2 separate regions of the Homo sapiens genome follow, and region 1 is linked to region 2. A link is an interaction called in ENCODE POLR2A ChIA-PET data of the cell type or tissue named here. Cell type or tissue: Caco-2. All regions are shown on one strand. Links, peaks and the distances in the headings refer to the core of each region. The heading gives the core; the rest is flanking DNA. Region 1 overlaps STXBP6 (syntaxin binding protein 6). Region 2 overlaps STXBP6 (syntaxin binding protein 6).

Region 1 (2,919 bases), core at 302-2,801, 57 kb before region 2:
GCACAGTGCCACAATCACAAAAATGTGTGGTGAAGACTTTATCATAAAAGATTTATTTCTCCAAGGAAATGTGGCTTTTCTTCAAAAACTAAAAGTTCAATGGACAAATAAAAAACATATGAAAATACTCTCCCCATTTCTAAGAAAGTGCAGACATGGAAAGTGCAGGCTATTATCCCCACGTGATTGTCCTGGGTCTGCTCTGCAGAACGGTGGGATGAGCCATCTGAGCAATATGTTACCACTTAAAGTAGATTTCACCTCCAAAAGTGGATTCGTTGCAAGCTAACAGAAGCATAGCAAGTCTTGACAAAATTTAATGAAATAAAATATTTCTGTAGCTATGGCCTGGGGAATATTTGTCAGTTAAAGTGCCTGTAAATGTTTCAGCCTTCTATCTAGAGGACACAGTCATATTCTTTTTTGCATATAACAAAGTGGTGCTTTGTGATGGGGAGGCTACATATTTTCTAGATTCTTTAGAAGCCAGTATGGTATGGTACTGCTACCCCTTCTGCCAGGATACACTTTCCTAAGAACTGGGATCAGAGGGGAAGAAGGGAAAAGAAGTTAGTGGAACACGTTCTCTTGACAGTAGTGATTCCAGTTCATTGAGCGATGCCCAGGGCGAAGGAGAGGTCATTTGACCATCTTTCGTAGAACATTATTTCACTACTTAGGCCATTTAAAGCTGGTGCAGCCTATAAAATTTTGTTACTGATATAAAAATATCTAATTTGAAGAAATTCCACTTGTGCTATGTATTCGTTTAGTGCTGGAAGTCTAAATAGGAAACCAGACAAATGTTTATTAGCTTCCTTGGAAGTTCAGCAATAAAACTTCCTGAAACTGCCAACGTGGGCATGAATGCCCTTTAGGACTGCAAACTATTACTTTAAATCTCTGCAGTCTCCAGTAAAAGACAAAATAATTTGCTGTATCAGAAAGGGAATGGTTTGGACTATATATTGCCATAAGTATATGGAGACATTTAGAAATGTGGCCTTTTGCTTAGGTGTTTCATGTCTTAAAGCACATTATGGGGGAAACAGCTTCAGCTCTCTGTAGGCATGTGGAAAGTTGTAATGGAAAATGCAAGGGTAAGTGTCCAGAGAATTGGAAGACTGAAAGGCTTCTGAGAACTCCTTGATTTTAGAACAGGTTCATCTGAAATGCCTATGACTTTTCAAAGAGAATAATTTTCCAGAAAGCTACAGATTTTATTCAGATATCCAGTTTGTGCTTGGGATTGGTTGAAGAATAAATTTGTGAAAAGTAGATTTTTTTGGAGGCCTTTTTTCACTTTGTATTTCTGAGCATAGCTATGAGGCTTGAAAACCTGAAAGGTGTGTTACCCTTAGTTCTTCTGCTGAACTTTCTACCTGATATCTTCTGTCATCTGTTGGCCTTGTGGAATGTCACACTATTTTTTTTTTAATCTAGTGCCTGTGTTGGGTTTTAATGGAAATTTCCAACACAAGGAAACTACTTGGATTGATTATCCAAAGGGCTTTTATTTTTTGGTCAATTTAAAGAACTCTAAAAACTATTTTCTTTTTAATATTCATGCTCTAGAACACTAGCAATATTTATATTCTGAGGGTGCATGGTCTCAAGTACCTTTGGAATGAATAAATCAAAATAAACAATGATCAGATAGAACAGCTGCAAGCCTGACTTGGAGGCTTTGAGCTGGTGATTGCATGTTTTTGCTTTAATCACTAAGATACTAAATGATTTCGGCTCTGTGTTTCTTGCTTCTATATTTAGGTTTATCAGTATCTGAAGCAGTTGCTAAAGAGCTGGAAAGTGGTGTCAAAAGCTGGGTAGGTTATCCAATTCTAATTTGTTTTCACAGTATGAGGTTGTTAATAGACTAATAAGCTAGTAGGAAAAGAAATAATGGATTTATGAACTAGAGACACTATTAAAATTCTAAATGAGCAGCTTAGCATATGGCTGTGATCAGAATAAAAAGAAAACTTGGAGGAAAAAAACAAAAAAAAAGCAAAACAAACCAAGGATGCTTGGTTTGTTTAGAAACATTGACAGGGGGTAAGGTTAATAAGAGGTGAACTGGAATCTTTCTATATCCCAGTATATTCTCTCCCACTTTTCAGTTTTTTCCATGGTAGTGCTGGGGGAGCCAAACTCCCTTCCTCAGTATAAGTGTACATAGTTTTCAATTTCCAGTTGTTAATGATGTGCATTTGTATAGATTAGGCCTGGTTTCCTAAGGAAAGTGAGAAGAGGAAGTTCGTAGGGTGCTGACAGATCAATCTAACGAGGGATTTATTATTCTAAATTCCGAAGGACCGTTTTGCAGTAGGTAGGGCTTTCAGAGCACCTCTGTGTTTCAGCTTTCTATTTTCTCCTCATCCCTTCCTCCACTCAGTTGTCTCTGTGTGCAGAGGTATAACAACATTGGATAGTAATTCAAAGGCTGTCTGTGTGGTAAACTAAGATTAATGAGAATTAAATCCCTGACTGATTATATGCTCTCCAGAACTAGAGGAAAAAAAAAGAGTTTTTATTAAAGTTGCAAGTATAAAGGTTTGAGAAATTTTCACTTTAAAGGTTAACATAACCCACTGAAGGGAGGGGGAAAACTGTCCTAAAGAAAAATAAGCCCTGAACATCTGAACATATATCGTTGACATTTCTGCTAATGTCACTTGAAGGAAGGCTACTGTAATCCATCCCTTGGACAAAGGACATAGAGAGACTATGTGTCTGTCGCAGCACAAAAGCAGAGAAAAAGACAACGTCAGAAGTGATTTAGAAAATAAATAAACTGTTCTTTGAAGATGTCTTTAGAGGAAAGGTTATTGCAAAGTATGATAGTTACAAACACTTTCTCAGCAAATCTAGATTTGAGTGATATTACTCCTAGGGTTTTTGAAGGATTTTGAGCACAAA
Region 2 (2,919 bases), core at 128-2,627:
CAGCTTAACCTATTAAATTACAAATAAAAAACAACCTGGCAGTTTAGGACGAACCATTTGCTTGCAAATAGCATGTTTCCATTATGTTTCTGAATCAGATTCGGCACAACAAAGTCCCAAAATGAATGTTACAGAGAAAAATAAAAAACATTTTGGGAAAGGCAAGAAGTGTGAGCTGGATTTCTGAGGAAAGCCATGTGGCAGAGGGAAGATGTAGACTTGGCCTGTGAAGGATGGACACACGTTAGATTTGGAGGAGGTGGCTGTGAAGGCATCCCAGGCATGCACAGAGTTCTAACTATAAGGATCTAAGGATGATGGCCTGTGGTCAAGAGGGTAGCCATTGCACTACCACTGGGTGGACCGTGGCATCTCCCTACTCTCGTTGACTTCCTTGACCTCTTTAGCAGAGACATATAGGAGAGAGGCATTCACTCTATCCTTGTAACAACATCAAACCCTAAAGTGGCCTTTGTTAGTCACTGTGTCAGTCACTTCCTCTAAGGCTGCTTAGAATTGTCATGATTTTGTCAACTCTTAGGGTTTTGTGATGGCCTATGTGTCTCTGCTATACAGGGTCTCAAGTGCCTTGGAACTCCAAAATGTGCATGCCTAGCATTGTATGTTATCACTGACTTCAGGTATGAAGTCACAGCAGCTGAGAAAAGATTCAATAAAAAGACACTTGGAGAACTGTGGCCGGTTATCTTATTTGTAATTCCTGATTTGCCAATGTAGGTTTGCATTGCCAGGCACAAATACATTTGTCTTTCCTTTTTTTATATTTTATTTTGCATTTTACTCCTCAATGCTTATCTTCTGAGACCCATTTGGATTTCTTATTCATACTAGAGAGTGTCTAGGAATCTGCCGATTTGCTAATAGACTAAAATTTCTGTTTGAAAAAGTAAGTCTTCGTGGGAATTTTGGCATAGTTTAGTTTCTCTGTTTATTTGTTTGATATTGTTAGTTCCTGGAAAATTTTCCTTCTTTATAGAAGTGCTGGTACTGCTTAGTGCTAAGGTATGCGGGAGGCCCAGCAAAGGCTAATTAAGAAATTACTCTGTTGGCCATGGAGGTCTGGGCCCATGGAGTCAGATGGAGGCACCAGATTATTAGTAAAGACTCTCGAGCAGATGCATTGCCTTTGTGTCCTCACACATCCCAGAGAGGCAGGTTCTTTTAAAGTTACTAGCTCTGATGAGTCAGGTGAATGTTTTGATCCATGGTCCCAGGCAATGATATTTGAGTTTAGGTTATGGAAAGACATCAGAGTTCCTGAGTTAGTGATATTCACATTTGGAAAATGTGCTCCATTCTTATCACAAGCTCTCCAGGCACCATCCAGTAGTGGGCCATGGCTTGAAAGCAGCAACGCCATGCAGACAGTCCTTGCTCTGGAGAGGAGATATTTTATCATTTGCTTCTGCAGGTAGTAAATATTCAGCTGGTTGCTGCATTGTGAGTGTTCTTGTAACCTTTGGCCCCTGACAGCATCATCTGGCACATTCCTAATGTACAGCTTGATGAAGCAAGACCTACAGCACATATTCATGGAAGTTATTCTTTCTCCATGGGAGTTATTCAAGCCATGGCAACTACTAGTTACACCTACCAACAGACTTCACGCAACACCTTTCATTTTTTAATCTTTTCTTCCTCAGTGCCATCTTCCTACTTCCAACAACCTATCACCCAATATTAATAGTGTTCATTCAGTGGATATGCTCTATTGATGTTTACTGTGTGTAAGGAACTCTGCTAAACACCTAGCTCTACTTTGATTGGGAATGGGAGCTGGAGAAGGGATAGAAGTAGAAGCCATGCCTCTCCAGTGTGAAGTTCTTTAGTGAGGAAAGGAGATAGCTTTTTCTCTCTTAAGGAGTTTAAAATGGGCTTCCTGCCATATGAAAGTAGTGAAAAAAGAACATAATGGGATGCAAAATATTGGCGTGGTTTCTAGAGAAAAAAAAAAAACATGTTTCAAATGTCAATTACATTTTTCTCTGATCTCTTTAAGAATATGGCCAAAGAATGAGCCTATAAAGCACCGTGGCAGATAACAAGATGGCCATGAGCATGTAGCATCTTAGTTTTTTAAAATGCTGGCATACTCAAATAGCAGTACTGACCAGTCCAACTCTGAATGTGAACTTGTTGTGTTTCGTATTTTTGTGATGCATTTTTAAACCATTCTACTTAGATCTGAAGGGGGACATGGAGAGCTCAGCTAGGGTCAATGGAGGACCACACAGGTGGTGGTGATGGGGTAGGGAGTCTATTTAGGAAGACTAAGTGAACCAGGACAATTTGAACATGAAGAAAACTGGAGACCATTTAAATGACAAATTTCAAGAATAGAAAATATAAGCAAATGCAAATGGCTGTAGTCATAATCTGAAAGAAGAGTTTCTTGTCACGCTTTTTAAGTATTAGGATGGGTTGTAAGTTATTTTTATGAGAGTAAAAAAGTTAGAAAAAGACACTAAAATAATGTATCTTAGAAGGTAACATGCCCAAAGGTAACATTTGGAGTGGAGAATAAACGTCTTGAGATATCTTCCCACTCTATAACTCTGTATTACCTTGATTACATAGGCAGAAGTACAAACCGTACATGTAAAATCGGTTAAGTGAACTTTAATTATGTCAAATTGGTGTAATAGGCTGAACAGAACTTTAGTTTGTACATTAAAAGAATGCAAAACATTGCTTTTGAAGGGGCCAATAGAAGTTATAATTTGCAGTGTTTTGTTGATCTAGGGACTTCACATATTTGGCCCCTCGTTAAGTACAGCTTTAAACCTAATATAGGTTACCTTCCAATGCAGAGTTGATGATTTCTGCCTCAAATTCCAGTCAAAGTAAACTGAGGTTTTAGTACCAAAATAATTTTATGCAAAGGGTTTGAAAATTCAA

Evidence for each region. Peaks named below come from ENCODE experiments on the same cell type or tissue, not always from the same donor. Only the 100,000 strongest peaks of a DNase experiment are listed, where the experiment ranks them.
Region 1: POLR2A ChIA-PET joins it to region 2 with 5 read pairs; 3 of 35 experiments call an interaction of 5 or more read pairs at or near these places.

Annotation. Positions count from the first base shown.
Region 1 is chr14:24,927,471-24,930,389 of GRCh38, reverse strand. All of the region lies in intron 2 of STXBP6 (syntaxin binding protein 6), which reads left to right. Among named protein-coding and RNA genes, the nearest start is that of STXBP6, 120 kb to the left of the region's middle. In Caco-2, for the core only: no CTCF peak of the experiment used is centred there; no DNase peak of the experiment used is centred there.
Region 2 is chr14:24,870,121-24,873,039 of GRCh38, reverse strand. All of the region lies in intron 2 of STXBP6 (syntaxin binding protein 6), which reads left to right. Among named protein-coding and RNA genes, the nearest start is that of STXBP6, 180 kb to the left of the region's middle. In Caco-2, for the core only: no CTCF peak of the experiment used is centred there; a DNase peak (open chromatin) is centred at 1,469.